Regions from separate parts of the Homo sapiens genome. Here region 1 is linked to region 2. The links are chromatin loops, found by intact Hi-C in ENCODE. Cell type or tissue: mammary epithelial cell. All regions are shown on one strand. Each heading gives the region's core, and the rest is flanking DNA. Links, peaks and the distances in the headings are about the cores only.

Evidence for each region. A loop is a pair of places that touch in the nucleus more often than their neighbours do. Peaks named below come from ENCODE experiments on the same cell type or tissue, not always from the same donor. Only the 100,000 strongest peaks of a DNase experiment are listed, where the experiment ranks them.
Region 1: it touches region 2 in a loop (10-fold over the local background); 2 of 110 quality-filtered maps call a loop at or near these places.

The regions. Positions count from the first base shown.
Region 1 is chr20:61,221,052-61,236,888 of GRCh38, reverse strand. No RefSeq gene overlaps it. Among named protein-coding and RNA genes, the nearest start is that of CDH4, 23 kb to the left of the region's middle. In mammary epithelial cell, for the core only: a CTCF peak has its summit at 7,549 (motif pointing right); no DNase peak of the experiment used is centred there.
Region 2 is chr20:60,987,056-61,002,892 of GRCh38, reverse strand. No RefSeq gene overlaps it. Among named protein-coding and RNA genes, the nearest start is that of LINC01718, 84 kb to the left of the region's middle. In mammary epithelial cell, for the core only: a CTCF peak has its summit at 9,052; no DNase peak of the experiment used is centred there; H3K27me3 peaks cover 181 bases.

The DNA of each region.
Region 1 (15,837 bases), core at 3,125-11,124, 240 kb before region 2:
GCTGGGAGTAAAGATGCATCTGTGGGCTGGAGGAAGAGCCAGCTGCCTCCAAAGCAGGAAGAAGAGGGTGGAGGGGGAGGCTGGAAACGCTGGAGGAATAGTGACACCAGGTGCAAAGAAAACTCCTGGAGGAAAAGCCGTTCCCTTTTTATTTTAAAATGGTACATTTTGGCGGGCATGGTGGCTCATGCCTGTAATCCCAGCACTTTGGGAGGCTGAGGTGGGCAGATCACTTGAGGCCAGGAGTTTAAGGCCAGCCTGGCCAACATGGCAAAACCCCATATCTAATAAAAATACAAAAATTAGCCAGGCATGGTGGTACATGAATGTAATCTGAGCTACTCAAGAGGTTGAGGCAGGAGAATCACTTGAACCCAGGAGGCAGAGGCTGCGGTGAGCCAAGATTGCGTTACTGCACTCCAGCCTAGATTACAGAGGGAGACTCTGTCTCAAAAAAAAAAAAGGTACATTTCCTCCAAATAATCGGATCACTTTGCACTCTAATACCTTGAGAGATTGATTTTACAAAGGACAGCACTTGGAGGAATCCAAAATCTACCCGGAATTTAGAATCGGACTTTTGTGGTCGTAAGGAAAGCTTGACAAGTGTCAGGAGGATGGGCGAGGCGCCTGATCTTGGTATTTGGGCTCTCCTTTGTATCAACAGGATCTTTGTTTCAGCCAGAAAAGAGTGAATCCCAACTCACACTAGCTTATGATTTTTAAAAAAGTATATATGTTGGCTTAGGTAACTCAAAAGCCGAGACAGATGTGGCTGAATTCAGGCATGGCTGGATCGAGGTGCTCAATCGATTTCTCCTGACCTGTGGGCTTTGTCTCCTTTTCTATTTGCTCACAGTAGCTTCATTTTGAATGAAGCTTTCTCCTTCTAGTAGCAAGAATGCCACCAGTGGCTCTAAGTTTATACCCTACCTTCTCAGCAACCCCAGCAGCAGGGAGCTGAGCATATTTAATTATTTTGGCAAAAAGACATCATTGGACTAACCTGGTAGCTCTCTCTGAGCCTGGTAGCTACCCTGGACTAACCTGGTAGCTCTCTCTGTAGCTCTCTGTGAGCCTGTCACTATGCCAGGATGACTGGATGCTCTGATTGGCCAGGTCTCAGCCACAGGACCACAACTGGAGGTCAGAGTGGAGTCAGTCTACTCAAATCTCACTGACGAGGGTGAAATCTCCCACTGAAAGTTGAGGGTCTGTTACCAGAAGGCGGCGGTGGCGGAGGCTGGGAAGGCCAAAACCACTGCATCCATGAGACAGTGACACTGATCTGTGGCTCTCAGCCCAAGGTCTGGAGTCCCTCCCTAATAGCCCAGGGAACTCCTGAGTTTGCATTATGGCATTTGTGACTTTGGGCAATAGAGCTGGTGTCAAAAGGAACATATATCTGTAGTACTCCTAGGCATCCATTTTACTTTCCTTTAGATGGAGTCTTAAAATAAAAAGGAATTTTCTGTTCTAAGCATAGGTTCTGCTCCAGATATGCAGAACCCCTTTAATTATTCACAGTGGCTGCACCAAGAACGCTTCCTGGTGACTCCAGACCCCCTGGGGTAGCAGCGTGGGTGGGAGCTCACCGTTCCTCCCTGTGTCCCGCAGGCCCCTTCCCCTGCTGCCGTGGGCTCCTCCTCCGGGGTAGTCTTAGCTCCCTGTGCTCACCTTGCACAGAGCGAAGTACTTTCAGCTCAGGTCACTGAACAGAAACCCGCAGGAGCCGGTGCACACCGAGGCGACTCTTCTAAATCAATACAAAAATGATGGCGGTGACATTTCACCTTCACAGGGTGCAGCTCAAACAGAGCCGGGCTGGAGCAGTAAAATTGAAACTAAATGGAATTTCAGGGGTGACGGCGGCGGGGGCTGAGGTGGCGAGGTTGCCTTTGTAGCATAAATTCATATGCATTCTAAAAAATATCGCCCGAATCTAAAGAACTTGGCGCGATTCCAGGAGACAAGCAGACGCTGCAGTCGTGTTTACCCGGCATGCTTCAGCAAACTTTCAATCTATTTACAGGTATGCATGACAAACTGCCTTGAATGGATGAGTTATTGGTTCTGCTATAAATGAAATTAATAATATGAGGTGGAGGAGGTGTAGTAATAACACCATTAAAGCCAACTAAGCTTGGAGACCAGAGATCAGCTTTCAAGTGCAGCCCGTTTCTCCCCAACTGCCGTGCGTAGCCAATTGACCCAGGCACAGGCTCAGGCTATCTAAATAGGTAGAAAAGGCAAGTGTCTTGAACAGGTGATTAGCGAATACATAAATCTGGGAGGAAGGAAAGGTTGTGAAACAAAATCACATCCCTCCATGACAGTGTTTTTGAAGGCCTGAGATGCCCAGTCTTCTTGCCAAGGTCAGCTGTCATGGAGCAAGGAGGCCACCCCTTATTTACAGATGGAAGGGACAGTGGAGACGCAGTGTCACCAGGCGAGTCTCCCAATTTATCAGAGGTGATAATGGAGCAGTCTGGTGATACTCAGCTCTCGCCTGAAAATAACCACAAAGCCACTGCTTACGTTTCCATCAGGCAGTTAGAAAGGGTGCTCCGATGTTGGTCCATAGCAACCGGGAAGCACCATGAGATTTGGGGGGCCGTGAGGTCTTGTTTATTATTGAAAAACCTGTTTCCCAGACAGTGCAATAGTAGGTATTTTTCCATGACAGAATGAATGCCACACCCTTGTTTGTACAATACATGAGAGCACACAGATTTTCCCTGAAAACTTTGTAAAATAGTCGTTCCACAACTAGAGCAGCGGGTACCATAATGCTGTTACTGCTGTTTAAGGAAAGGCAAATGTCTCTCAGAAAAATGGGCTACATCTCTCACGGGGAGCACCCACCCCTTTGCGCGCTATGCACAAGAGATTTGCAGAAAATTCTTCACAGGACGGTATTAGTGGGGATTGCTAATGGTGACATTTGTTTCCCTGAAATGCACGCACACACACACTCATGCGCACACTCACACACTCATGCACACACTCACAGACTCACACACTCATGCAGACACACACTCACACTCATGCGCACACTCACACACACTCATGCAGACACAGTCACACACATGCGCAATACAGTCACACACACATTCATGCACATACACGTGCACACTCACATGCACACACTTATGCACACACACTCACATACTCATGCACACACTCACACATGCACAGGGTTCTGTGTTGCATTTTTCCCCATTCATCAAAATATGAAACCTGAATAATTCACCCCAAACTCATATCCAATAATGTAAAACCTCATCATGATTGACGGGGGTTGCAAGTTAGTAACGCATCTGCAGCCTCTGGATTTCCTGTCGCTCTGGGCAAACGCAAATTAGGGAGAACGGAAGCCGTGCAGGAGGGCGAGGCCAAGCTCTGACACTGCTCCCCACCCTGGCTCTGCCTGCATGTGGAGAGGCTTCACACTTATTTTTCAGAGGCCAGGAAGCTTTATAATTATTGAAATTAAGCAGTGCTTTGAAAGTGATGTCAAGTCGCTGGCAGTGTAATGATCCAGCAGCACAATGTGCTGGCAAATGATCCAGCTGTTGGAGTGAGCCTGGGCTGTTGGGGTGAGCCTGTGCTGTTGGGGTGTGTCTGGGATGTTGGGTTGTGTCTGGACTGTTGGAGTGTTCCTGGGCTGTTGGGGTGAGCCTGGACTGTTGGGGTGAGCCTGGGCTGTTGGAGTGAGCCTGGGCTGTTGGGGTGTGTCTGGGATGTTGGGTTGTGTCTGGGCTGTTGGGGTATTCCTGGGCTGTTGGGGTGAGCCTGGGCTGTTGGGATGTGCCTGGGCTGTTGGGGTGTGCCTGGGCTGTTGGTATGCGCGTGGGCTGTTGGGGTGAGCCTGGCAGGGCCTTTTTGGCAACTCCTGGACGCTGATCCCCATTAGACCCTTTAATGGGCAGTGTTTAATTGGGAGAAGCATGCATTTCAAGAGCATTCAAAGGCCCTGGGCTGCACCTCTTGCTTCCTCAGGTCTGTGAGATGCAGCTACCCCATTCACCTAGTCGAGGTGAATGCTGCTGAAGCCCAGCCAAGGTGGATAGACATGGTTTGGCCTCGATTGGCCTGTGTTATCCAGGGTTGACTTGTGTTGACCTGCTTTGGCTTAGGTTGACTTCTGTTGACCTAGTTTAGCTTAAGTTGGTCTGGGTTGACCCCTGTTGACCTGGTTTAGCTTGGGTTGGGCCTGGGCTGACATGGAGTAGTTTGAGTTGGCCTGGGTCAACCTTTGTTAACCTGGTTCAGCTTGGGTTTGCTGCCTGCCCCCCAGGCCCAGCCTCCCTTGAAGAGATCTCCTGAAGATTAGCCTTTCTTGGTGGAAGAGTTGCCTTGGGGCCACACACCGTCCTCTGAACACACCTGGAAGGCTTTTGGAGTAAGCAAGGGAGATGTCAGAAGCCAGCAGGGCACTTGGGATGAAAGTGAATCTCAGTGTCTCAATGAAGCCCACCACAGTGTGAGACTAAGAACCAGAGCGGGGACCAAGGGAGACATGGCAGGTGCCAAGTGTGCAAGGGTAAGGTGGCCTCACTCCATTTTGAAAAGAAATGATAATAAGTCTTTTGCAGGCAGCTGGTGAGGAGTAGAGTTTGATACATGCAAGTCAGAAGCTTATTTCTCAGAGTTCTGGAGGCTGAAAAATCCAAGACTGAGGTTCCAGCCAGCATGGTTCCAGGTGAGGGCTCTCTTCCTGGCTTGCAGACAGCAGCCTTCTTGCTGCGTCCTCACATGGCCTTTCTCAATAGGTGTGCACGGACAGATATCTCTTTTTCTCTTCTTTTAAGGTCACAGAGCCACCCTCATGACCTCATCTAACCTTGATTTCCTTCCCAAGCCCCCATCTCTGAATACCGTCATGCTGGGGGTTAGGGTGTAAGCACATGAATTTCAGGGGTATACATTAAGTCCATAGCAGGTTTGTCAGTGTTCCTGGGGGCTCACGCACTCACTCTGGCAGTGCAAGGCCCAGGCCCGAATGTCAGTAGGTCACCCTCCAGCAGTAACTGAGAACCCCGTGTCAGTTTTCTGTCCCACATAATGGGGACAATAATGGCTGTGGTGAACATTGGATGACGGGCTCCCCACAGTGCTTATCCCCTGCCTGGCTGGCAGCAAGTTCTCAAGAGTGTATAGCAATGTTTATTTGTGCACTGTTGTGGTTTTACTAGGCAGGAGGTCTGTTGCTGGAACTTTGATGCAGTTTGCCTTCTCTGTCTAGGGAATCCTCCTGCCAGCCTAGCCCCAGGCCCCCGGTGCCGTGCTGAGCTCAGAGTGGACACTCAACATGCCCTTTGCTCGGCAGGTGCCAAGTGTGTGGAGGCTGGGCCTGGTGGAGATTCCAAACAGGCCTGTGGACTTGACCTTGGATACACCTTGCTCAGAAGCAGGGGAGCCATCATTTGGTCAGCCTAACCCTAGGCATGGAGACTCCTTCACAGCATGGGGAATGGGAGCAGGGTTGGGAGAGGAAGAAGAACATTCTAGAAATTTGCTGCTGTTTTACCAGTTGGGGCAGACAGGCATCGTGGAATTTGCCGATACAGAAAAAGCCCTAAAAGGCGTTTTAAAAATGAAAATATCACTTACAGTCAGTAAAATTTACCCTTTTAGTGTGCAGTTCTGAGAGTTGTTAAATGCTTCAGTAGTTTGTTGTTGTTGTTTTCCTTGCTAAGGGACACTTGGATTGTTGCCAGTATTTGGTGATTACAAGTAGGACTAAGGTCTGTTATCAACACATGTCTATTGTATAGACATATATTTTGTTTCTGTTAGATAAACACCTAAGAGTAGGGTTGTGGGGTCATGTGGCAACTCTGTAGGCTTCACTTCATAGGAAGCTCCCAGACTGGACTGTTTTCCATAGTGGCTGCTGTATTTTGCATTCCCACCAGTAATGCAGGAGAGTTCCGGTTGCTCCAAATCCTCCTCGGCACTTGGTTTTGCCAGTTTATTGTTTTGTTTTAGCTGTTTTTTTTTTAAATTTCCCATTTATTCTAATAGGCATGTGACATGTCTCACCAGTGGCTTTAATTTGCATTTCCCTGGTGGCTGACAGCGCTGAACGCCTTTGCATGTGCATATTTGCCATCTGTATATCTTCTCTGGGGAAGTGTCTGTTCAAATCTGTGCTGCTCTCCAGGCATGGGACAAGGACAAGTGCCCTGTCTGCAGCAGTTATCTTCATTATCAACACTGTGGGTGGGCCTAGACACCCGGAGCACAGGGACATAGCAGGCCAGAGGGGCCTGGCTTGCAGGGCAAACACCGTTAAGACAGAAGACAGAATTCCTGGCAGAGACTGTGTGGTTGGGGGGACATCCCACATTCCGTGGCGGGATCTGGAAAGGCTTCCGGAAGGAGACAGCACTGAGAGGAGAGGCCGCAGAGCAACCCACGCAAAGGCAATGGGGAGTGCAGCAACCTGGGCTGGGCTGGTGGCAGGGAGGGAGGGGAGAAAAGCAGGTGAGCAACAGCCCTTCCTGGCCTCAGCTGATTGACCTAGCATGGACATGTGACCTGGAGGCACGCTCCCCATTGGGCAGGAGTAGCCAATCAAGGTCTTCCTTCAGAGAGTCCAGAATTGAGGTCGGCAGATGGCTTGGGAACCAATGGGCCACGTGGGGCGTGGAGTGTCCTTCTCCCTCCTGCCTGCACCTGGCCAGTGAAGGAGAAGCAGAGGTGAGGCAGCCACAGGGAGTAGGAGTCCGACATTTATGAAAAACAACAAACATGTTAAAAATAAATAAATTAATGGCTTTATTATGAAGTTCAGGAGCCAGATTGCTTAACTCTGTTACTTATTCTTAAACACATTATCAGGCTGGATGCGGTGGCTCACGTCTGTAATCCCAGCACTTTGGGAGGCAGAGGCAGACGGATCACTTGAAGTCAGGAGTTCAAGACCAGCCTGGCCAACATGGTGAAACCCTGTCTCTACTAAAAATACAAAAATTAGCCAGATGTGGTGGGCATCTGTAATCCCAGCTACTCGGGAGGCTGAGACAGGACAATCACTTGAATCTGGGAGGCGGAGGTTGCAGTGAGCCAAGATCACGCCACTGCACTCCAGCCCGGGCTACAGAATAAGACTCCGTCTCAAAAAATCAAAACAAAACAAACAAGCGACAACAACGAAAACCTCCCACATTATCAGAATTTCCCTGGAATGGGAATATATATATATATATATATATATATATATATATATATATATATATATATATATATATATATATATATATCCTTTGTTTCTCTAGTTCTCCTATACAAATATTAGGTTGATCCATTTTTTGATGTCTAAATGGTAATTTCTTAGGGTTCTGTTGAACATATCAATAGACAGGCATGCATTTATTAATTCTCTTCAATTCATAGTTTGCTACTGCCTGCAAATTCCAACATAGCTTTCAGATACACACAGAGCTCTAGGAACAAAATGAGGTGGTGATTTACAAAGACCTATTTTTTTCCATTCCAGTCTCGCCCAGAGATGCGCACAGCCGGTGCGCCGTGGCTCTCGGACGCTAGGTGGCGCTGTCTGCAGCTCAGCGTCCTCGCCCCGCCGGGCTTGAGGTGCAGCCGCGCCTGCAGGGGGTTTCAGAAGGGGCATCAGCAGTGATGCGTCCCGTCCTTCCCCAGGCCTGGCTAACAAGGAGGAAGGAAGAACACATTCCCAAGGGAAAAGAGACACTGCGAGAATCACAGACCAACCGGTTGCGGGAAAACTGCGGGGAGAAAGAAATTTACTTGCAAAAAAATGGTGAAGGGCAAATAAAGTATTGAGCTTGTGCAGCATAAATAAAAAGGCTTTGGTTTTATCTCTGGGAAGTAAGAACAAAATAGAAAGTTCCCATCTCAAAAAGCTCAGACTTGTGGGAATAAAACCTCTTTCCCTTTTGCATTATAGAACAACGCCACAATTTCCAGCATCGTCCAGAGACTGCAAAGGACTCACCTGAGATTGCAGGGCCCAAAATGATCTCCTCATCTGGGGCCTCTTTATAGTTCATGTATATTCAATCAGCAGAGCTCTGGTTCTACGCAGCGAGAGCATGGAGGCATGCGGCTTCCCAGGGTCCCGCCCAGAGCCCAGAGCCCAGAGCCCAGAGCCCGGAGCCCAGAGCCCGGAGCCCGGCATCAGGGGTTCTCAAATGCTTGCTGTATGAATGGATGGATGAATGAACAAAACGAAAAAGAGCATCCTAATACCATTAGCTCCACGTTCAAGTGAAGTAGCTCTAACTTGCAAATCTGTAACTGCTACAAAAAATCCAGCTCTGTGATAAGCCTGCTATTTACACGATCGTGATTTATATCCTTGCTATCATTACAAATTCAACATTTTGCATCTTCTGGTCCATAGCACTTCCTTTTTTGGCTCTAATGATGACTTACACACATTGCATGATGGGCCAGGTGCCTCTCCAGGCACCATCTCACTTAATGTGTAAAATGGTCCTGTGGAGTAGGTATGCTAATGACCTTGACATTGCAGGAGAGGCTTTGCGGTGCCGGGGTGCATGTGGGTGATCTGAACAGGGCCAGTGGACTCCAGAGCTGTGTAAGTTTCCTATTGCAGCTGTGACAAATTACTGCAAATGATACGAAGTTACCAACTCCAGGTTCTGGAGGTCGGAAGACTACAATGGATCTTGCTGGGCTGAAGGCTCCAGGGAGAATCCATCCAGTTTCTAGAGGCCGCTGCATTTCTTGGGTCATGGCCCCTTCCTCCATCTTTAGTAATCACTCACTCAAGTTCCTTAATCACATCTGCAAAGTTCCTTTTGCCACGTGAGGTACCATATTTCACAGGTTTTGGACATTAGGGTGTGACTTTTTTTGGCGGGAGGCATTATTCTGCTGGCCACAGGGACCCCTCTTGTGGTTTTTATGTGGGCTCTGCCCAAGCCTTGTAACTGTTATTTCCAGTGGCAATTTTATATCCATTTTATTTTCACAATTTGCCTCTCTACATCCTCCCATTGGCTTTTGAGTATTTTCCAATTTCTAGCTATGAAAATAGTTGCCTCCATTTTAAACGCTCCCAAAACACTGTATGCATTTTTCACATTTTGAATAGACAATATCCTAAACCCATCCACCCATTTAAAATCGTTTGCTATTACTCCATTGTTCTGGTAGGCAGCAAACCCTTGCCATAAATTGGAATCCAGAGCTGTAAGGTGAATGAGATTTCCTAGGGCCAGTTCTCAAAAAGATACCCAAGGGAGCCCTGTCTTGTTCAGGAATCTGACCCGGATACTAGGTTAAATGTGGCAGAGCTGGTTAGTGGGGCCTCCTTACGCAGGAATTTAGTCAGAGTATTAACTCCCTTTAAGGCAATTTCTGCTTGATCTGATTTAATTTGCTCTGCGTATGTGCGAGATAGATTTTTAAACTGAAATTGATGCGTGGATCCTAAGCATGTTCTGAGTGGTGAACAGCACGCGCCTCTGAGTGATGGGCAGAGGGGACAGACAGTGATGGGAAAATAAACCCCAATTTATCTAAGACCCAAGGTTTGCCTTTGAAGCTGAAACGAGGAACTGTGTGAAATGTTGATGTGGGGGAAGGAGGGATAGATTGGGCGCATCAGTTTCATGACCGCCCCCTTGAAAAGCCTCAACACCTGGCTTGAGGGGCATTTGTTTACAAGGAAACCCTTTGCTAAGCATGGCCCTGCCTGTGGGAATGGAATTTGCATCCCCACTCTTTAGGGGAAGGAGGATTGAGTGGGTTCATGGACAGCTTTGAAGAGCACTGGAGAGCGACGTGCAAGTGTGTGTTATAATCACTATTATCACGGTTACCCCGATCTCAAGCCAGGCCACTAGTCATAGACAAAGGTCCTGACGGCCCACCTGTCTCAGAGCCTCAGCGGGAGCTGGAGCACATTTATTTACTTCGGGCATCTCGCATCTGTGCCTCCTTCGTGTCCACAGCCCCTTCTCTTGGCACCAGGAGGTTTCCTGTGAGAAACAAGGCCTTGTCCACACCCAGTCTACATGACGAGGTCAGGTAGCGCTGTGGCCTCCCCTGTTCTGGGAGCACATGGCCCAGGTCACGCCAGTGACCGCAAGGGAACTTTTAGTAACAGGTGGGGCTATGGAGACAGGAGGACAGAGCATACTGCCTCTGGACACAGTCACTCAAATGTGCTTGGTTGTGTTTCCTGTCTCCGGCTTTGTAAAAATGAGCGTCATGGTGCACAGCTTCTGCAAGATGCTCCTCTTAAGAAACAATGAGTGGGGTATATTCCCGGTATGGCCATAGCACATTCTGTTCATCCATAACGAGACGTGCAGCACTGATGCCCGCTACAGCATCACGCACCCCGAAAGCATGCTAAGTGAGAGATGCCAGACACAAAGGCCACAGATTTATGACTCCATTTCAATGAACTGCTCGGGTAGGCAAACCCACAGAGACAGAAAGCAGGCTACTGGCTACCAGGGGCTGGGGGTTGAGGGAGGGGAGTGACTGCTTATTGGGTTCAGGGTTTCCTTTTGGGATGATGACCAAGTCCCAAAACTGGATAGATACAGCATCGTGATGTATCCAATGCTACAGAATTGTATTCTCTAAAATCATTAAAATGATAAATAAGAAAACACAATGGCATGGGAGGCTTTGAGGTTATTTTAAAAATACTTTGAAAAACAAAAACATATCCTATATCCATTCTTGGGTTCAAAGACCTTATACAATTTGTTTCTAGCCTGCAGACTTTTTAAATTTTATTGTAGCACTGGTAATTAAATTTACTTTTTAAAAAAATTTCAATAGTTTTTAGAGGAGCAGGTGGTGTTTGGTTACATGAATAAGTTCTTCAGTGCTGATTTCTGAGATTTTGGTGCGTCCATCACCCGAGCAGTGTACACTCTACCCAGTGTGTAGTCTTTTATCTCTCACCCCCTCCCTCCCTCTCCTCCGACACCCTAAAGTCCAATGTATCATTCTCTCTTCTGCCTTTGTGTCCTCATAGCTTAGCTCCCACTTGTGAGTGAGAACATATGATGTTCGCCATTTCATTCCTGAGTTACTTCACTTAGAATAAAAGTCTCCAATTCCATCCAGGTTCCTGCAAATATCATTATTTTGTTCCTTTTTATGGCTGAGTAGTATTCCACGGCATATGTATATATATATACCACAGTTTTTTTATCCGTTCATGGATTGATGAGCCCACAGACTTTGGACTAATATGCATTTTTCTATCCCATCACGCATCTGATGACATCCAGACAAAATGGCTGCAGGGAACATTTTGGAGGTCCAAGCACCCATTTTTCCCTTTAGCTGTGGGGAACTCATCTTGCCTGTGCTGTGCAGAGCTGCAAGAGGGAGGTAGCTCTGACGCCTGCTTCCCATTCAGGGGCCCGAGGGATGAGGGCAGCAGCTTCCTTCCTCCAGCCTGGCAGCCGGAGGGCCTGGCCTTGTTTGGGCACAATCACCTTGTCCCTTGGAGCTCTGCCCTCAGACTCTCATTCATCCCTGTGGGGGGCCCTGGCTATGGAACCCTCCCTGGGGCTTTTGAGGGCTTCTGTGCCTAAGTCTGATTCTCCAGTCTTCCCCCAACCCAGAACTTTCCAGAACTTCTGGTAAGTGATGCCCAACCCCTTTGCAAATTAAAATTCCTTGGGAAGCTTAAAAAATACTGATTCTCAAAGCTCAATGCCCAGAAATGTTTTTTTTTAACCAAATCATAGTGTTCTCTGGGCACTGGCATTTGAACAAAGTTTTGCAGGTGATTCTAAGGAATAGTCAGGGTTTAGACCACTGTTCCATAGAAATTCTTTTTTCCCTTAATGTAATTGGAATCAGGGTCTCTTGAATTGTAAACAAAGAGCCCTGACAGATTAGACGGGGTTCTCAAGGAACACTCATTGGGAACCTGTATACACGTGATTGTGTGTGGTTCAGGAAAGCCCTGGTTGGTTTTGGTTTCTTTGTCATTCCTTGGGAGTGATAAATATTGACATATTCACGCCAATAATTCATAGAGTGCAGCCTCCCTTCCCTGCGTAGCAGCCCCTGTTCGTCTCCTGAAATCTCTGGAAGCCTGTGCACCAGGTCTGCTGTGTTTATCCTGCGCCCTTTAACCGGCTTAAAGCACAGCCACAGGCTGAACAAATATTTAAGAGCTGCCTACACCACTCGTTCAGGGTCTCGCTTTGAGAGATAACATTTCAACAGGACCTCCGATCCCTTGTGATCAATAAAATAACTTCATAGCCAGTGTGTGGAATAGAATATGGGCTCTGAAGGAGAAAAGACAATCTTCTCCTCTTCAGTTCCATGGTGTAAGGATGGCTAATTTCAGGGATCCTGTAGCTGGGGCAGAGAATCACAGGCTGTCATTTCCCTGGGAAGCCCAATCAGACAGCATCCTAAATAACGCGTGTCAAATATACGGTGCTTAGTATGAGGAACAAGACGCGGAAACTGGCAAGTCAATCTATAAATCTCGTTTTCCTCGTTTAAAAATGTCATTCAATCTGGATTATGGCCTGGGTGCTTTGACGCATCTGGAGATATTTGTGAGTGCTAAAGTGAAGTTGAAAAATGTGTGTCTCGAGTGGTCTTTATCATGCCAGGATGACAGTGGTTCTGTGGCTCTTCTTCCACTGGATTCTGAGAGTGAGACATGAGAACAGGTTACCCTGGTGAGGGAGAGTTGGGTAGCAAAGCCCAGGAGTCTGTCCCCACTCCACCAGGCACCTGTCTACTGTGGTTCTCTGAACTCCAAAAAGTTCAAGGATGTTTTTTATGATGAACTACATTTTTAATTGATAGCTGTAATGAACACTTGAATTGGTTCCACAAGTGCAATCAAATGAAATGTGGGCTACCTCAGGGCATGGATTCCAGTTGAGGTATGATGTGAAATGCAAATGGACAGGTACAGGTACAGTAACCAAAGAAATAGATACAAGACATCCAGACTAAAGGTCTTTTGAAGCAATGACAGGATGATGGATGAGTGAGCATGGCTTTTCACGCAAGGATTATATTTCTAGATCCTGGAGGTTGGGATGAGCCTGTCTGCAAAGCTGACCATTCCAAGCCCACTAGCCATTGGAGTGTCTATTTTTAACTCTGGACTCACATTTTTCGGCTTCACTTTAGCACCCACAAATCTCTCCAGATGTGTCAGAGCACCCAGACCATATTCCAGATTGAAGGACATTTTTAAATGAGGAAAATGAGATTTATACACAATTATAAGTTCGAACACATCTCTTCAATTCTATGCTGTCAACTATGAGAGCCACTAGCCATGTGTGGGCATTTAAGTTTAAATTAAGTGAATTAACGGAATTAACATATTCAGTTCCTCAGTCCCAAGAGTCACAGAAGTGCTCTGTTGCCTTGTGTTTCTGGCGGCTCCTGTGTTGGAAAGCGCAGATCTAGAACCTTCCCAGCACCACGGAAAGTTCTGTTGCGCATCTACAGCTGCCCTCCACATCATGCCCTTTTGACTTCTACTCAGCATAAAATGGGCCGTTGCCAATGCAGGCAGAGTTTCTCATATGTAAATACTACTATCGCCTTTTTGTTCTGGTGTACACTCCTGTGTATACACACACGAGACGTGGCCAACGGCTCTCAGTGAGCTGATAGCCATACACCACTGGGCACTCAGTGGGCTGCATTTCTGTGTACACATGAGAGGTGGGATTAATAACAAGAGGCCCTCAGGATTACATCACTCTCAGCCCTCGCAACCATGAGCCTGGCAAAGCCATAGAGGGCTGTCGTGTTTATCCGTCTCCAGAGACTGATTTTGGATATAGCTTCAAGATCCCTTTTGGTAAGACCTCTTAGCAGAGACAAGACAAGAAGCAAGCCTCAAGTTGAAAGTATTAGGCTGGTGCAAAAGTAATTGTGGTTTGCCATTAAAGTTCATTGCAAAAACCGCAATTACTTTTGCACCAACCTAATAGACATTTCCCAAACAAGACTGATCTTTTTATTACCTCTAGCTGACGGAAATGCATTAAAATCATGGAGCCCTGTACTTGGCCTTGGGAGCCAAAACTCAGCTGGGTTCCAATCCTGCCCTGGAGCTCTCTTACTCAATAGGGCCCTGGATATGTATTAAACCATCCAAAGATGCATTTTCTCAGCTCTAAAATCAAGCAAATAATTGCTCAAAAGAAAGGCTGGCTGAGGAGAAGGTGCTCTTCTGGGAGAGCGGCTTGGGGAGCCGCTCACTCGGCACGCAGAGAGCTGGCCCCACCCTCCCTATGCTGAGCTCTGATGGAGGGCAGCCACGTGTCTGCTCACCCCTTTCTCTCTGCCGAACCTCTCTCTTCTCCGATGCTGATAAAATTTATGTTGAAGCGGCCGAGTTTCACAGCCAGGTCATTAGAAGTGCTGGCTTGTGGGTGGTGGGAGCCTACCTGGGTGGTGTTGACTCTGCGCAGCTGTGCAGTGCCCGAGAATTTCCTGAATCACAGATGCATTCGCTTTCTACTGCTGCTTTAACCAATTACCGCACACGTAGTGGCTTGAAAAACATGTATTTATTCTCATTTTGGAGTCCAGGAGTCTGACACGGTCTCACTGGGCTGAAATCAAGGCATCCGAAGGGCTGCATTCCTTTCTGGAGGCCCTAAGTGAGGGTCTGCTTTCCTGCCCTTCCCAGCTGCTAGAAGCCACCTGCATTCCTTGGTTGGAGACCCCTTCCTGCATCTTCACAGCCAGCCATGGTGGGCTGAGTCCCACATCCTATCTCTCAGACTCTGCTCCCAGGGACACAGTTCTTTCTCTGTGAGCCTCCTGCCTTCCTCTTCCCCATTTAAGGAGCCTGGGATGACACTGGACCTGCCCAGATAGGGCACTGTGATCTCCCTACTGTAAGGTCAGCTGAATAGTAGCCTTCATTCCCGTTCATCATGGAATCTCATCTATTCACTGGTTTGGGAGAGTAGAATGTGGACATCTTTGCATGCCCATGATTCTGATGATCACCTCTGAGAATAAGGTCATAACAGGCAAGCACATATCCCTGTGTTTCCCTTTACTGATTGTGGGTTTCACATGGGAAAGGTGGAGTTCTCAAGCTATCTCATGTTGTTTTTCCATAGTCTCCTTTGATTAGGGAGAAAGGCTGGCAAGTGAACCTACTGAGTCCTGTTTGCGTGCTGCCTCCTTGTTCCAGCAACACATCAAGATGATGCCTGTCCCAGAGCTCGCCTTTCAGCCAGGCTCAAAAGGAGACAGAGCTAAAGTGGGGGGTTATGGGTGTCTTCCCCTTGGTGCTCTATCTGGCTGTTTCTGGGTTTAAGGAACAGAGGAGGCTATGAGTTCTCTCTCTCCTAAGGTATCTTTCAGATCCTCTCACTTTTCTTTTTGTGCTCCTTGAGGAGGGCACTCTATTTGTGGTGCTTTGTTTATTAATTCTTTCCTTAGCATGGAATCTTCTGCAACAATTACATCATGGCTGATGACAAATAGCATTTGTCTAATGATACTAGTTTTCCAGTATGATAGTTAAGGAGATTATTTAATGAGGCTGAAGTCAATGTTACTTAACATTGCATTACTTAACATAACATTACAGCATTATTTAATACAACAAATTTTTAAGATGATGCCGGGGAATTAGGTGCATGGCTCTCATTATTGTTCATGGTTGTTGCATACCTAATTCCCTGCTCATTGCGCTGAAATCTCGGCACCAACTCCTCCTCCTATGGAAATGAGCTCACGAGCATCTGCACAGAACATACCGGCCGCAGGTGTAAATAACCGCGGTGATGTTTCTTTGTGTATGCAGAAATTAGCCCTGACCCCAATAGA
Region 2 (15,837 bases), core at 4,753-12,752:
AGGAGGGGCCACACGCACAGGGTGTTTCCTGAAGTGGTGCACATGCTTACTTGAGGCATTTTTCCCTTACCAGTCCAGTGTTCCTAGAGGAAGGCCATATACCAGTTAAACTCTGCCATTTTTGCCTTTTAGTGCTCCTGCTTCAGCCCAACTGGCTCCTGAGAGCTTACCTGGAACCAGCTTCAGGTATTTTCTGCCTATTGGGAGACTGCCATTCCCTGGCACCAGCTGCAACCAATTATTATTTTAGAGAAACAGTTTAACAACCACCTGACCATCACCTGATAGTTGGGGACATTCCTGGGGTTATTGGGAGTGCTTTTCCTCCCCTGTTCATGTAGGCCTAACTGCCTACGCTATCATTCTGATGATTTTCATCCTAAGCAAAACCTAGCAGACAGAGTTGGGAAACACTGTGAGAGCTTGGGAATATCTGAGACAATGGTCCAGCTGATTCTTTCATTTCAGCTCAAGTCAGAAGTTCTCAGGGATACACGAGGGCAAAATTACCTCCATAGAAACACTAGAAGTTATGTTCATTTCTTACTCTCAATTTTTTTATGAGTGTTTAGTGGAGTTTTACAGCAGTCATGTGAACTGGGATGACGTCATCGCTCCAATGGTTAACGGCATGCATACTTGCATTTTCTTGACTTTTAACATTTTCTCAGCTTTTCTAAAATGATACATACTGATATACATCACCCACATAAGCAGAAGCTCTTTGAGGTTACTCTTACTAATTAAAAGAGTGAAAATGGTCCCGAGACCACAAGGTTTGGCAAACGTAACCTAAGTTGTGTCCCCCACCTTCATGTCGAGATAAGACTCTTCTCCCATGAAAGTGCTACAGCAGATCTGGGGCTCCTTGGCTGAATTTATGAGACTATGGGAAGAGACAGATGGAGACAGAGATAGAAAGACAGAAATGAGAGAGGGAGATAAGGGAGACATAGAGGTGTGTGTGTGAGAGAGATGCTATTATGGGGTCTGAACTAGTTAGACCCCATGAAGAACTACTCTGAAGCTTAATAGCATAAACCAATTGCCTCAGAGGCTTAAAACTTGTTAATTCTTTGTTCTGAGGCCTGGCAATTTGGGCTGAGCATCGTTGGGTATTTCACGTGGTCTCAGCTGGGCTCTCTCTTTCCTCTGTGGTCCACAGTGATTGCTTAGGCAGCCCTGTTTCTGGGGGTTTGCTGGTATTGGCCACATAACCTCAGTCCTCCTCCACATGGTCTTTTCTCCTCCAGCATGCCAGCCTGAGCCTGCCCTTGCAGCGAACGCAGGGTTCCCAGAGTACAAATAATGTGTCTCAAGGCTTCTTGAGACTTCAGACTGAAACCATTGTGGCCCTAGCAAGTTGCAAGTCCAGTCCACATTCAAAGGCTGAGGACAGAGATTCCACCGCCTCATAGAAGGAGGTGCCGAGTCGCATTGGAAGGGGTGTCATTACAGCATGATGTGGAGCCATTGGTGCAAACAGGCTACATCTGGATGTCCTTCTCTGCCATGGTCACACTACCCCTCCTTTGTTCTCTCAGGATCCCAGCTGGTTCTCCTTCCAAAGGTGCAAAGCACAGATCATGCCACTGACAACCATTTTACCGTGGTGCAATTGTTGTAGGCAAAAACATCAGACTTCATCTTCAGAATGTGAACTCTGTACTTCTCATTTAAGTGGTGTTATTTGGAAGAAGCAGATGTTTGGAATTATAACCTATTTTTCTCTGAATCAAGGACAATTCAGGTTCCTTAGATTGCTCTCTAAAACGTGCATTGTGTTGACAGAATTTGGACATTAACCAGAAATGTGCACCTGTATGTTCTGATTCATGTTATTTGACAGGAAAGTCCACAGAGTCTCATGAGCATTAAGTTTGACTCACATCAGTCATTTCCAATTATTTTTTATAAATAAATGCAGCTGTAAAAGTGCTTAGGGAGATGTGAAACCTCTGAGTAGTAAGATAGCTCTTTTCTCAGTGACACAGTGGGGATTTAAAGGGAATGTCAATGTAGCAGGCCCCATTTGTTCTAAACTAGATGGCAAAACTGCAAGTGCCCCTGTGACACTGGCCAGAGAACACAGAGTCTTAGGGCAAGAGATGAGAAGGATTTAATTGTCTTTATTTCTATGTTTTTAAAAAAATTCAGGCTTAGATTTCAAAATAAATGTTAGCATTTGTAAAGGTGCCATGTTGTCAGCTCACATCAAACCCCTTTTCTCAATTTCAAAATTACCGAGAGTCTAAACCCCAGATCTCATTCTGTGCAATCGTTCAGCTCCACTAAGCACTCAAAGTGTCAATGACAGAAACCTGGCTGTCGATCACTAGATATCATTAAGAGGTTCCATACAAATATCCTGGGAATGAACTCCTCCTCAAATCATGACAAAGAAAATTCCCCACAGGATTTTAGTGCACAGAAATTATGAGGCTATTCAACAAGAGCCTTATACCTGTGCCTTCCAGAAGACTCTTCTGGATTCGTGAGTTATGCTGAGATTAAGACTGATTAGCTGCATCAAGATGTAAGTGGAATGAAATATGCTTTTGCATCTTGAGGAACCATCCATTTGAGTTACCACTTGTCTGATCCATGGCTGCAGCAGGATTTATCACAGCAGCATGAAATCCAGCAGTAGCTTGTTTCCGACTGCCTGACTCATAATCAACAACCCACTCTTGGAGATTTTTGGCTGTCTCACCTGGTTATGCCAATAAATCTGAGTGAATAGCTGCTTGATTTGTTATTGATTTCCCCATGGATGAATTTGAGGCTGCATTTTCAGTGATAGGTCTTCAGAGCAGAAACTCAGGGCAAAGGAAAAGCTTTGCCAATATTGAGAGACTCAAGGGCTCACTCCTTCTTTGTGCTGGGAAACTCACTATCAGTGCTGAATGAGTCCTGTTGGTGCAATATTCCAGTGCAAAGGAGGAGAAAAAGGGCTACATGAGGATGCTGGAAAAGTCTTGTCCTATTTAAGAGGAAGGTCACGCTGAGATGTGTCATTCACAATTTTGGAAGTCATGGACACTGATGAAAGACAGTATCCATAAAAAACTTTTCCATATTGTTTACAATCATGATTAATTTTGTCTAAACTTATCTCATTGCAAATTGAGGTCCCTTTAGTAAAAAAAAATTTCAACAGGTAAACATTCCATACCATGTGGATTGAGTATTGGTAAAAACTGGAATGGCCCCAGGGAATCTAAACGGATGGCTTAGCTTTTTCAGGATTCTGGGCTTGAAAAATGTTTTCAGTGGAATTCTTAGACTCTTTTCAGAGGATATTAGTTTTGGGATTCTCTTTGGAAGTGGGTTGTGCTGTGAAACTGGAGGAGACTGGCACAGATCTGCCAACTGCGACTTGAGAAGCTGAAGCTGCATCTCATCTTACGACTTGCAGAGGCATCATTACATCACCCGTCAAAAGGAACCACCCTTTTTATACGAAAAAAAAAAAAAAAATCAACTTGGCAGCCCTCACTTGCTTTGCTCACCAAACCCTGGTACTGAGCCATTCTTGTTTCTCAGACTTGCATCAGCTTCCAAAACATCTTCTCTATCTCCTATAGCTTTACTAAACAAAGTCTTATACCATTTTCTAGTTTCTGTTTATAAGCGAAAACCTTGTTCATTGGAAGAGTTTCAAAAATTTAAACTGAGGACTGAAGAATTAAAAAAACTTCTTTTGAGCAGGGAGATTTTGGAGTGTGACCCCTGGCTTCTCAGTTAGCAGGCACCTTCCATTTGTGGGCTCCCCATCATGGACTTTGGTTTGCACAGTGTCCACAGTGGACTTCTCCTCCATGGGGCGCACCTGCTCCTCCCTGCTTTTCTGGTTGGTAAATCTGTAGAGGCCCTTTCTGGGTGATCTAGCTGAGCTCATTATAAGAGGCTGCCAGATCTAAAACAGAATGCTCAGATATTTGGAAACTTTCATATCTACTATTAAATACCCACAGGATATTCTAGGGACATAAATTTTAAAAATTCATCCATCAGGCACCAGGGTTTCAAAAGTGAATTCCTAAGTTGCAGCAATATGGAAGAAATGGAATTTTGAAAGCCCATTGCACTCTTGGTGCGAGCACAGGAAAAGAGCTTGTAACCCAATTCTCAGAGCTGTTGAGCTTTTATCAGCCAGCGTTTGCCTTTAGAGAAGCTGTTCTACAAATCTCTCTCTGCAAAGCAACCTTGGTTAAAAGAACTTGAAGGAAGAAGAGGCCTTATAATCCTTAATTCGCCTGGTGGATATTTCCATGATATTTTTTTCCCCAGTATTATTAAGGAGTTCTCCAGCACACGTCTCTTCGAAGGAGCAACCAGAGAGAAGCAGAAACCCACATTTTCATGTAAGATGAGGCCATGGGAAGCATCTTCCTTTTTGCAAATCTAATAGATGGTCTAGATTTTGCAAATCTAATAGATGCAGACTTAATAGATGGTCAGGGTGTAAAATCGTAAAGACAATCGGATCTTTGATTTTGGTTGTTTGTGCTGTCTGACAACTCCCATATTTGTAGAGACAAAACCCTCAGTTTCATGTGCTTGATTTGCTAGATAGTTTCTGCGCAGCACAGAATGGGATGTGGGCTGGGAGGAGGCAACATTACTCCTCCATCAGGCTAGAATTGACATTTTTCCATTGCCAATTCCTTTTCTTTTGCAGAAATAGCCCAGCTGTGTCAAAATGTGCTAGAAACCCACCTTAAACGTGAGTGTTGCTTTTTACAATGTAAACTGAAAGTTTTAGTGCCTTTCTTTTTCCTCTCCTGATATGGACCTGCAATGGCAGAAAGAGTGTGGTTTTGAGAATGCAAGCAAATCTCCTTTTTGATGACACCGACTTTGTCAGTTTTCTCATTGGAAAATGGGGGTAAGTACAATTACGTTGCATGGCTATGTGCAGATTAAAAGTAGATTAAAAGTACATTCCCCCAACTAGTCAGTGACATAAATAAAAAGGCACGGCTCTTCTAGATTAAAAGATATTTAAGTGACAGAACAACCAAATCTGTCTTATGTGGGTTGTCTGGCTTTGTCTGGAACAAAACCATTATCAAAAGGCATTTGTAGGGCAACAGAGGAAATTTGAATATGGACGTGCTAGTAGATATTAAGGAAGACCATTTATTTTGTTAAGTCTGATAATGGTATTGTGGTTTATAAGTAAATGTCTTTTTCTTTAAAAGCTATATACTGAAGTATTAAACTAGAAATGAAATGTCATATTGTCAGTATTTTACTTTTAAAATATTCAAGCAAAAATCATTTGAAGGAAACATGGTAAAATATTACTCATCATTAAGTCAAGGCAGTATATAGAGGTTTATGCTATTCTGTCTTCTTTAGTATTTGTTAAAATTTGCACAATGAAATGTTAAAAAATGACATGCCACATACAGTTTTTTGCACAGGGCCTGGAGCATTGCAGATGCTGAAGACACAGGTCAGGCCAGCTGTTCTTTGGTCAATCAGCTTATGTTCATTGATCTCTTTTCTCCTTGCTGAAGAAAGGAACATAAATGAGATGTACATGCTACCTGCCCTCAGGATTTAGCCCTTGGTGGGAAGGTGGGATTGAGTTGCTCTTAAGAAGGGAATGGTGGGTACCATTCAGTGGGTAAATTGTCTGCAGAATATGTGGGTGTGATCATGAAAGATCTGAACTTGAAGCCAACACAGTTTTTATTGAGTGCCCACTGTGTGTCAGGGTGGAAGATCGGGTGGCCTTTAATTCTTCACTCCTTGAGTATCCTGAGTTCCACCTGGGATAGGTAACTTTGCAGCACCCAACACCGATGGTGTGACCTGCTGAAGCTCATGGGGTGCGAGTGAACATGACAGAAGCTGAAGCTGAGGCAGCGCATGGAGGGCTGCGCTTGCTTGCTGTGGCTCCCGTTCCTGCCTGCTGCGGATGGAGCCAGGGTGGACCTCAGACTCTCAGTTGTCAACTGAAGCTAGCCTCTATCAGCTGATGCTCCGCTGATGTGGGGCCAAGTTCCTTCTTATTATTTAAGCCTCTGAGTTTTCAGGCTGGTTTTGAACACAGTGTTATTATGGCAACAGGTAACTGGTACTGGGAGACTGTGAACATGGCTTTGTCATATGAGCAATAATTTTCATAACAAGTACATGGATCAAGGTTCTAAGGATAAAGAATCTAACAAACAGAAAAGAGGGTGCAGATGGCAGGACCATTCTGACCTCTCCACGAGGCATTTGGACTTGTGCAGACTGGGTGATTTGAATGCCCAAGTCTCTGCTTGTGGGCAGCTGTCTTCTTTCCTTCCTTGAGCCTGGTGAGTGGTTCCTGAAACCATGCCTGCATATGAATCTCTGCACAGGGGCCACTTGTGCGTTACGGACTATTGCAGTCATTTTCAGGGGGTGGTTTTGCATACACTTTTTTTTCTGAGACAGAGTCTGGCTCTGTCACCCAGGCTGGAGTGCAGTGGCGCTATCTCAGCTCACTGCAACCTCCACCTCCTGGGTTCAAGAGATTCTCCTGCTTCAGCCTCCCGAGTAGCTGGGACTACAGGCACACACCATGATGCCTGGCTAATTTTTGTATTTTTAGTAGAGACTGGGTTTTGCCATGTTGGCCAGGCTGCTCTTGAATTCCTGACCTCAAGTGATCCGCCTGCCTCAGCCTCCCAAAGTGCTGGGATTACAGGTGTGAGCCACTATACCCAGCCTCTCCTACACAGGTTTTTTTTCACCTTCTTTGCAACCACGTAAGTGAAATCCCAACTCCTTGTGCACACAGGGAGGGACATTGAGACTGAGTCGACCTCAAGGGGAATGTCATTGGCGGGGAGAAGAGGGTACACAGAGTCCCTGCCCCGACCATGGAGTTGTGCTGGTTTTAGCGTCCTCACCCACAACGCCTCTTTCCTCGGTGAGAAATTACTGCTGCTCATAGGACAGAATGTTCCCCAGGTGTGTGAGGACACAAACCCCCAGGAAGTACCAATCTGTGTACAAGTCTCTTGCGAGCACACCCTCGGTGGTGGGACTCCGTCGTTTGACCACTCTGGTGGCGCCTCTCCTGTCCTTTGGAATCAGTGCCCAGCTACCCCATGGAAAACCCCTCTGCCCCGTTTGTCATGGCAGTTGCATTGGTAAGGATCGGATCACAAAACCTGCATCTGGCCAGCAGGAGCACCAAGTGATGTGCTTGGGCAGAAGACGTGTCCCTTATCAGCCGGATTAAAACCACCGTGAGGCTTCCGCCAGCCTTCCTGAGGGTGCCAGGCTGTGGGGGCCACCCCTGCTGTGACTCTTTTCTAAAGCCACTTACCCAGGAGCCTGAAAACGAAGCCAGTGGGCAGGAGCCTTTGGAGCACTGCAGCCCAGGGTGCCTGAGAGATTCTGCTGCAGGTGCCGGGACTCTCCGAGGCTCTGGGTGGCCATCTCCCTTTGTTAAGTGGTTTGAGTGTGGTCTCTGTCACCAGCCACTGAGAGCCTCCTGACTCATGCAGAGAACACGTCTGATGGCAGAATCCCCACAGCACAAGAGGCCAGGAGAGGAGATATTTAGACCAAGATGGCATTCTGCACTGCTCTGCTAAAGCAATGCAGCAGCGAGCGACTGGCCACAGGGGAACCCCCTAGGAGCCCCTTGTTTCATTCTTTAGATGTCTCCCAGGTGGAGGCAAGGTCTCACTTACCTCCTTCCTACAAATGGCAGAGTTTGAGGGGCTCTGGGCGGAGTTGGGCTGAGCTTCTTCCCTGAAGCTGGGTTCCCTGGCTGTGGCTCCCCTTCCTGTCCAGTGGTCAGGTGTCCCCTCCCTCCCTCCTTGTGTACTGAGAGGCGAGTAGGCCTGGGAAGACACCATGAGCAAAGTCACCTCTCTTCTGGGTCCCGTGGAGCTCATGCGTGGTAGCATCTCTAACAAGCCACTTAGCAGAGGCAAACAGATGAAACTACAAGGACAGATATGAAAGGGACAACAAGGGTGACATGAACTCGGGGCAGGGACTTGCTTCTAGAGGGGTGTTCCAGGAAGAGCTTGCAGAGGAGGTGACCCAGGGTGGAGAGAAAGCCTTGTCACCTGGGTATCTGGGCAGTGGGATGGGGGAGGGAGGCAGGCAGTGTTCCCAGCCAGGGCCAGCTTGTGCAATGGCCCCTCCCTTGCTGGTTCTATGGGGGGAACTGGGAGGAGACCAGGGTGGTGGGAACACAGTGAAGGAGCAGGACTGAGATTCCCTGAGGTAGAGGAGGTGGGAGGGACAGATTCTACTGGGCCTTGCACATGAGGCTTGCATTTATGCTAAGTGCAGGGTAAAGCCTCAGGAAGCTGATAAGAACTGAGTGTGTGGGGGAAGGGGGGAGGCATGTCATGTTCTGAAGGTCCCTCTCAGCCCTAAAACCCCATGTTCTCTGTCTCCATGGACGCGTTCTTTCTTTCATTCGGTGCTGAGTGGAGCTAAGTGGTTCCCTGGATTTGTGCAGAGGGGATTGGCTTACCCGAAGATGTGTACAGGAGAGAGGGCGGTCTGGAGGTGTTTCAATAATGATGAATCTGTATGTGTGTGCATAAGACTATACAAAAGTAATTATTATTACATTTATTGGATGGTAATTATATGCTAGGCTAATGCTTCACATGAATTTTCTCATTCAGTCCTCCCAAAAGTATTCCGAAAATTCACTTCCCCCTAATTTTACAAATGAGGAAACTGAGGTTTAACGATACAAAGGGCACACAGGTGGTAAGTGGTGGAGCCAGGTTTGGGGTCTGGACCATTTAAAGCCTGCTCATCACATTCTCGTGTCTCCTTAGCTGTGCCTCACCTCTCCAGGCATTCAGATATGGAAACTAATTGGACCCATGATTCATTTTGCTTTCTTTCCATCCTTGGAGAACTTTACAAAGAGGCCGAAGCACCCTCCGAATGGTCCGCAGATGAGACAGGAGAGACCTGGGAAGACTGGCCCTGGTACGTCCCTCTGCTACCTCAGATTCTGTGGTCATGAGCACTCTGGGCTCCAAAGCCACAAGGAACCTCATGGAGGCTTATGCCAAGAGCACCCCCTGTGGCTGTGTGTGGTGTATGGGACATGGATTTTGCATTTTTCATGCTAATTAGAGAACACAGCTTTTCTCCTTTCAAATTCTCCTAAGGTGCCAGAAACCACAGTATATAGAATGAAAGGAAGAAGAAGAAGGAAAAAAAAAAACCCTCTGAATTTCCAGCTGCAGAATCGCATCAGGGCACGTGATGTCAGGCCACGCTAGTCATGTTTGCTTATGAGGTGCAGTCCCCCAGGGATGCCACGACCTGCTGTGTCAGTCAGAGAAGAAAGAAGGAGAAGGAAAAACAAATCATTCCACAGCTGCTCAAGTTTGAAAAGTAAGGCTTTAGAAACTGAATTTTCTTCAGCTACAAGATGAGCACCAATATTTAAATACGTCAGATTTTCTGGCTGGAGTTGAAGGCTGGGAAGATCTACAAGGATTTCTGAGTTTCTTAGATCTTTAGCTTATCATAGCATTAAGAAAAACCTTTTTTATTATGAAAAATTTCAAAAATACAGGAACACAGGGAGAATACAATAATGAACTGCCACACACAGTTCCCCAAATGATCATTAACATGTGCCTGTGCTTACTTTGTCTTTTCTGCCTTCGGGAGTATATTAAGGTGTATGTAATATATTTAATATTCATTACAAACATCATGAAATTTTGTCTCTAAATACGTAAACAATAAAGAACACTTTCTAAAGTAATGCAACAGCATCTAAACTCTAAGATGTTGCTACAACTTGAATGTTTGTGTCCCTCCAAAATTCATAGGTTGAAACCCAATCACCAAGGAGCTGTTATTATAAGGTGGGCCCTCTGGGAGGTGAGGAGGCCCTAAGGAACCCACCTTTCAATGAATGAGATTGGTGCCCATATAAATGAGGCTCCATAGAGCTGCCTGCCTCTTTTTCACCCTGCTGTCATGTGAGGACACAGCATCATCTTAGAGGCAGAGAACAGATCCTCATCAGATACTGAGCCTGCAAGCCTCTTGACCTTGGACTTCCCAGGCTTCAGAACCATGAGCAATGAATTCGTGCTGTTTATACATTACAGCAGTCTCCGGTATTTTGTTATAGCAGCAGAAACATACTAAGACAGAAACTGGTACCAAGCAGCGGAATGTCACTATAACAAATACCTGAAAATGTGGAAGCAGCTTTGGAACTGAGTATTGGGTAGAGGCCAGAAGAGTTTTGAAGCCAAAAAAAAAAAAAAATTCTGTATTGCCATGAAAGAGTGTTAGTGGTGATTCTAGGGAGGGCCCAGAAGAAGAGAGCTGGAAAGAGAGACTCAGTCTTCTTAGAGATTATCTAGGTGGTCGCGGACAGAATGTTGGTAGAAATATGAGGTCTGATGAGGTCCCAGATGAAAATGAGAAACAAGATATGGAACCTCGGGGGAAAGACTGTCCTTGTAATAAAGTGGCAAAGAGCTTGCTCGAATTTTGTTTATGTTGTAGCACTTTGTGGAAAGCAGAACTCATGAGTAATAAACTGGTTGGAAGAAATAAGCTTGGTGGAAGAAGTCTCTAAGCCAAGTGCTGAGAGTGCCACATGGCTTCTCTTGATGGCTCAGTAAAATGTAAGAAGAGACAAACTAATGATGGAATTTATAATCAAAAGCGGAGCAACACTTAAAACTTGGGAAAATTCTCAGCCTGCCTATGTTAAGAATGAACAGGTGGGTTCGGGAGGGAAAACTGAGTGTGGCCAAGTGACACCCTTGATATTAATTTCTCTAGTAGGTAGATTAGTATGGAGAGAGAAAAGCTAGATGCGATTTATCAAGACAATGGAAAAATGACCGTAAACGTGTTTGAGTTGCCATGCCCATCACAGTCTCAGAGAGAGAGCCAGGGCCTTCAAGGCAGGATGGTTTCAAGGGGAGTCCCAGGGTGCCTGTGGGACCTCAGGGCTTGATCGTCAGAGCTCCCCCCGGTTTCTGCTCCACTTATTCACGCTCAGCATGAATGTTGTGTGGCCCAGACCCAGATGTGTCTCCGGCCACAGCTCTGGAGGGCGCAGGCACCCAACGGCACTCGGGCCACAGCTCTGGAGGGCCCAGGCACTCAGCAGGTGCGCTGCACAAGTGGACTAAGATAGATGTTCGACAGCGCCTGTCTGGATATCTACACAATAACTACCAGGTGAGAGATGCAAATACTGGCTCCAGGGACCCAGGCTGAGCCCCCTGAATCAGGATTCCTGTCATGATACCTGGAATATGCATTTTAACAGCCCCACCGTAAATCTGATGTGCCATCCAGTTTAAGAACCCTGGCTGGGTGCGGTGGGTGGCTCATGCCTGTAATCCCAGCACTTTGGGAGGCCGAGGCGGGTGGATCACAAGGTCAGGAGATCGAGACCATCCTGGCTAACGTGAAACCCCGTCTCTACTAAAAATACACAAAATTAGCCGGGCATGGTGGCACACGCCTGTAGTCCCAGCTACTCAGGAGGCTGAGGCAGGAGAATGGCGTGAACCCGGGAGGTGGAGCTTGCAGTGGCGGAGATCGCACCACTGCACTCCAGCCTGGGCGACAGAGCGAGACTCCATCTCAAAAAAAAAAAAAAAAAAAGAACCCTGTGTGTGTGGATGCAAGAATCCCTTCCTCTCTGCTCCCCCGTGGGTGGAGCCCGCTGTGTTCCCAGGCTGAAGCGGAGTCCAGCCCTGCATAGCTGAGTGGCTCTGAGATGCCCATCCTCACTGAGTCTAAGGGATGTAACTCTCAGCTGTGTGACAGGGACATGATGTGTCCACAACCCTCCCAGTAATAGCATCCTACATGCCACCAGCATGTGAGCAAGGTTGCACGAGACGGGGCTGCAGCCCCCTGGGAGTGAGGACCACAACGAGTGCCTACCTGAGGCCTCCAGATCGAGTCTGGCATTGTTGAAAGGAAGTCGGATAGATCCGTGGGGGTGGATTTTGAGAGAGGAAGACCTGCCTGACACATAGAAACAGCACAGCGTGATACGCAAAGGCAGCCTTGCCTTTCATCCCTTCCTCAAATCACTGCTGAGCACCTTCTTGGAATATTACAGTGAGGAAGACAAGCAGTAAATGGAAAGCCGCATTGCAGCCGCTACCGAGAGTAATGGATTTCAGAGTCAGCCTGGCAACATCGCCAGTAGTCAATTATTGCTCTTAATAAAGGAGTGGGATTGAGGAAGACAAGATCCCTAGTTACTGTTTACTTAGCACTTAATAAATGTCAGATGCAGAACTAAGCTCCTCCTTTGCTTCATGTCGTTTATCCCTTCTGACAGCCCTGTGAGGTAGAAATATTTTAATTTCTGATTTTTAGATGAAGAAACTGAGGCTCCGAGGGGTTCAATAACCTGATGACAATCACCCGCTAGGAAGCGGTGAAGATGCTGGCACCTGTATCTGTAACCATTCGCATAGAACAGCCACCTGTAGGGCGGGGGTGGTGCTGGTGATTTTTAGCCAAGGATGATTATTTTTCTTTTCTCAAAAATGGACATCCTGTGCACGGCACAGCCACCGACTTCAGAAAGTGTGGCATTAGCTTTTGCAGCACAAGGCAAAAAATTTAAATCAGATTAGGAAGCACAGTTGCTATGGTACCAGGAAAGTACACTTTCATGCAAAGCAATTTAATAGATGTGAAAATGTGCACCTTCTAAAGGAACACTGTATTTTAGAGATAAAGCCCCTCCAGCAGCAGCAGTGGACTGACAGGCCCCTCGTCGGAGGCGCATCGTCGCCCACCATCTCTCCCTGCCTCCTGCCAGGGGAGGGCCTGAGTACCGATTTGAAGGCCTTCTCAGGGCAAGCTCAGCCTGCTCCCCAAAGGGAAGGAAGAATGCAAGCCCTACGGCCTGTCTGCACTGTGTCCTTCATCTGGGTCTCAACCCAGCTAGGTAGCTCCCCCACATCAGGGCACAAACTCCCTGTGGCCCTGTTCCTCTCAGCTCTGCCTCCCCAGCTGCTCCAGGGCCCATGGAAAGGGCCACCCATTCTCCATTCCCTGCTGTCTCCTGGAGGCCTGGGGATGCAGGCTCGCCAAGCATTCGGGACCCCCACTGAGTGCCAGGGAGGATTCCATTTGTGCCTGGCGTTGGCTACATTCTGTGAGACTTTGGAAAGTTTGCTTTTAACCTAAGCCTCAGTTTCTTCATCTGTAAAATTGATCCTCATCTATAAAATGAACATACCTTTAAGATGATTTAAACACAGCCCCTGGTATGCATGAAGGACTCTGGAAAAGTTAGCAGTCAGGTCAGGTCAGTCTAGCGCTTGGCATGCTTGCTGAGTAAATAGGGCTCAGACCTCCTCTCTTCTCTACCCATCAGCCTCACTTTGCCCCCACCTCACCAGCTCCTTCATTACTCCACACACACACACACCTGTAACAAGCCCCACCTTGAGACCTTCTTCTAGTTGGTCCTCTGCCCTGAACGTCCTTCTGCAGTGTCCACACAATCCTCTCCCTCTCCTTCTTCCCCCTCGCTCAGTTGTCATCTTCCAAAAGAGGCCTCGCCCACCCCACAAAACAATTTCAACCCACTCCCCCAGCACTCATCACACTCTGTGCCCTGCCTCGTCCTGTGGAGTCAGTGATGGTTTATCTTGTCTGCTGCCTACTGTTGGGCTCTCCACATGGGATCAGAAGCCTAAGACACAGGCATCTTTGTTTAGTTCAGTGATGTATCAGCGCCCAGTACAAAGCAGACACTAAAGAAATATTCGAATGAATGTTTAGCATTTTTAATATACCACCCTCTCCATTATTCCAAATGTGAGTCTTGTTGGAAATTGTCTCATGTAGGGAGAAAACACATCCAATACCCTCTCACCTTCATGAGGTGGCCTCCCCTCTCCACCCCAAAACTTCCTACCCCCTGTCCTGCTTGGACACATAGGATTCCTGTGCACTGTGTATTTTACTTATTCATTTGGCTTCTTATTGTCAACTCCCATGAAACTATGAGTTCCAAAAGGATAGGAATTTGTGTCAGGTTCACCTTAGTTCATTTTTTCACAGTTCAAGGGGCTGGGAAGGCCAAGATCATGGTGCTGGCAAATATGGTGTCTGGTGAGGGCTGCTTCCTGGTTCATAGACAACCATTCTCTTGCTGTGTCCTCACGTGGTGGAAGGAGTGAGGGAACTCTCTTGGGTCTCATTTACAAGGCTCCACCCTCATGACCTAATCACCTCCCAAAGTGCCCATCTCCGAAAACCATCCCATGGGGGGTTAGTATTTCAACATAGGAATTTTGTGGGAACATAAACATTCAGACCATAGTAGGCTTGTTTATTTTACCTTAAACACTTGGAACAGGGCCTAAAACATACTAGGAGCACAATAAATATTCACCAAAGAAATGAGAGAATAACTGAATGAATGAGTTAACCTGGGGCACGGTCCCCATGGTAGGAACGACCTCGGGGGTGCAGAGTTCAGAGAAAGTGAGTTCTTGGGGAGCTGAGCTTCAAACTCAAGTTCCACCCCTTTCTCACCAACTGGCCCATGTATGGGCAAGTGACTTCACTTATCTGACCCTCAGTATTCTCGTCTGACAAGTGGGTATAATAAGAGTTCCTACCTCATGGGGTTGTTTTATGAGTTATATAAGTTACCGTGTGTCAATTACATAGTGTAGTGCTAGCTCATCATAACTAATTAACTAACTATTAATTGTAGTTTCTATTTTCTTATCTCCCCAGAAAGCAGGACAACCTGAAAAAGCTGAAGCTAAAGCTGGCCTTTACAAGGTGGGGTAGTTTTTTGAAACTAGATATGATTTCTTATCTTAAAGCTCTGGTAGCAATGTGAAGTCTCATGTTCATCTTCAGAGAACTTCACTGTGACCCCAGGTTCACAGAAGTCAGAGAAATTCCTTGTCCAATGATCAGTAGTGGAGGAGATGCCTAATGTTTATCTTTTCTGGAATTCTTGATGTCATTTGTGCCAAACAGTCCCTGTCAGCTGCCTCAACCGTTTCAGGTTTTCTGGAACCACAATCTGTGTCTTATTTTTGGGTGTCCTGGTTGTCTAATCTATGCATGCCAACAGAACAGACTGAACTGTATGCATGGAGTCAAACCCACAGACGTGCAGGGTTGCCAACTGAACAGGCCATTTATTGCAAGACCACAGGTAAGAACAATTTGGAGGCCAAGAGAGAAGTCACAACACGATGAGCTCAGCCAAGAGAAGGCAGTAAAGGAGTCAAAAGAAGGTGTTTGTGGCTCCCAAGACTATTGCTCCAAAAGGAAGCTCACCTGGGCACACCTTTGTCAGCCCCTCCTTTTCTTCTTTCCTGGGGAGTTTGAGTAAGCTCTTTCCTCCACTGGGAATGTTATCTCCTCTTTTCTTCATTTGGTTCATGGCTACTGATTTTTCAAATCTCAGCTCAATTGCCACTTCCTCCAGGAAGCTCTCCCTGACCCCCTAACTTCCTCGAGCCCTGTTCCTGTCCTCAGGGCTCCACACCCCTCTACTTGGTAGCTCTTGTCACAGTCACTATGTTTTTGTGCATCTCAGATTCATGTCTTTCTCTCTCATCTAGATTGTCTGCTCCATGAGGGCAGGATTAGGGTCTGTTTTTCTTCCTCATTTTATCTGCATCTGTTTGCAGAGTTGAGGATGTAACAGGCAGCTATGACTACTTGTTTAATAAATGCATGGGTGCATGAACACAAGGAAGAGGTGAGCTGTGGATGGATTACAAAGTGTCCCTGCTAATCTGTGACGTTAATGGGTGTGAAGGACATTAATTCTTGCCAGGGTCAGTCTGAGTTGTGACTAACAGC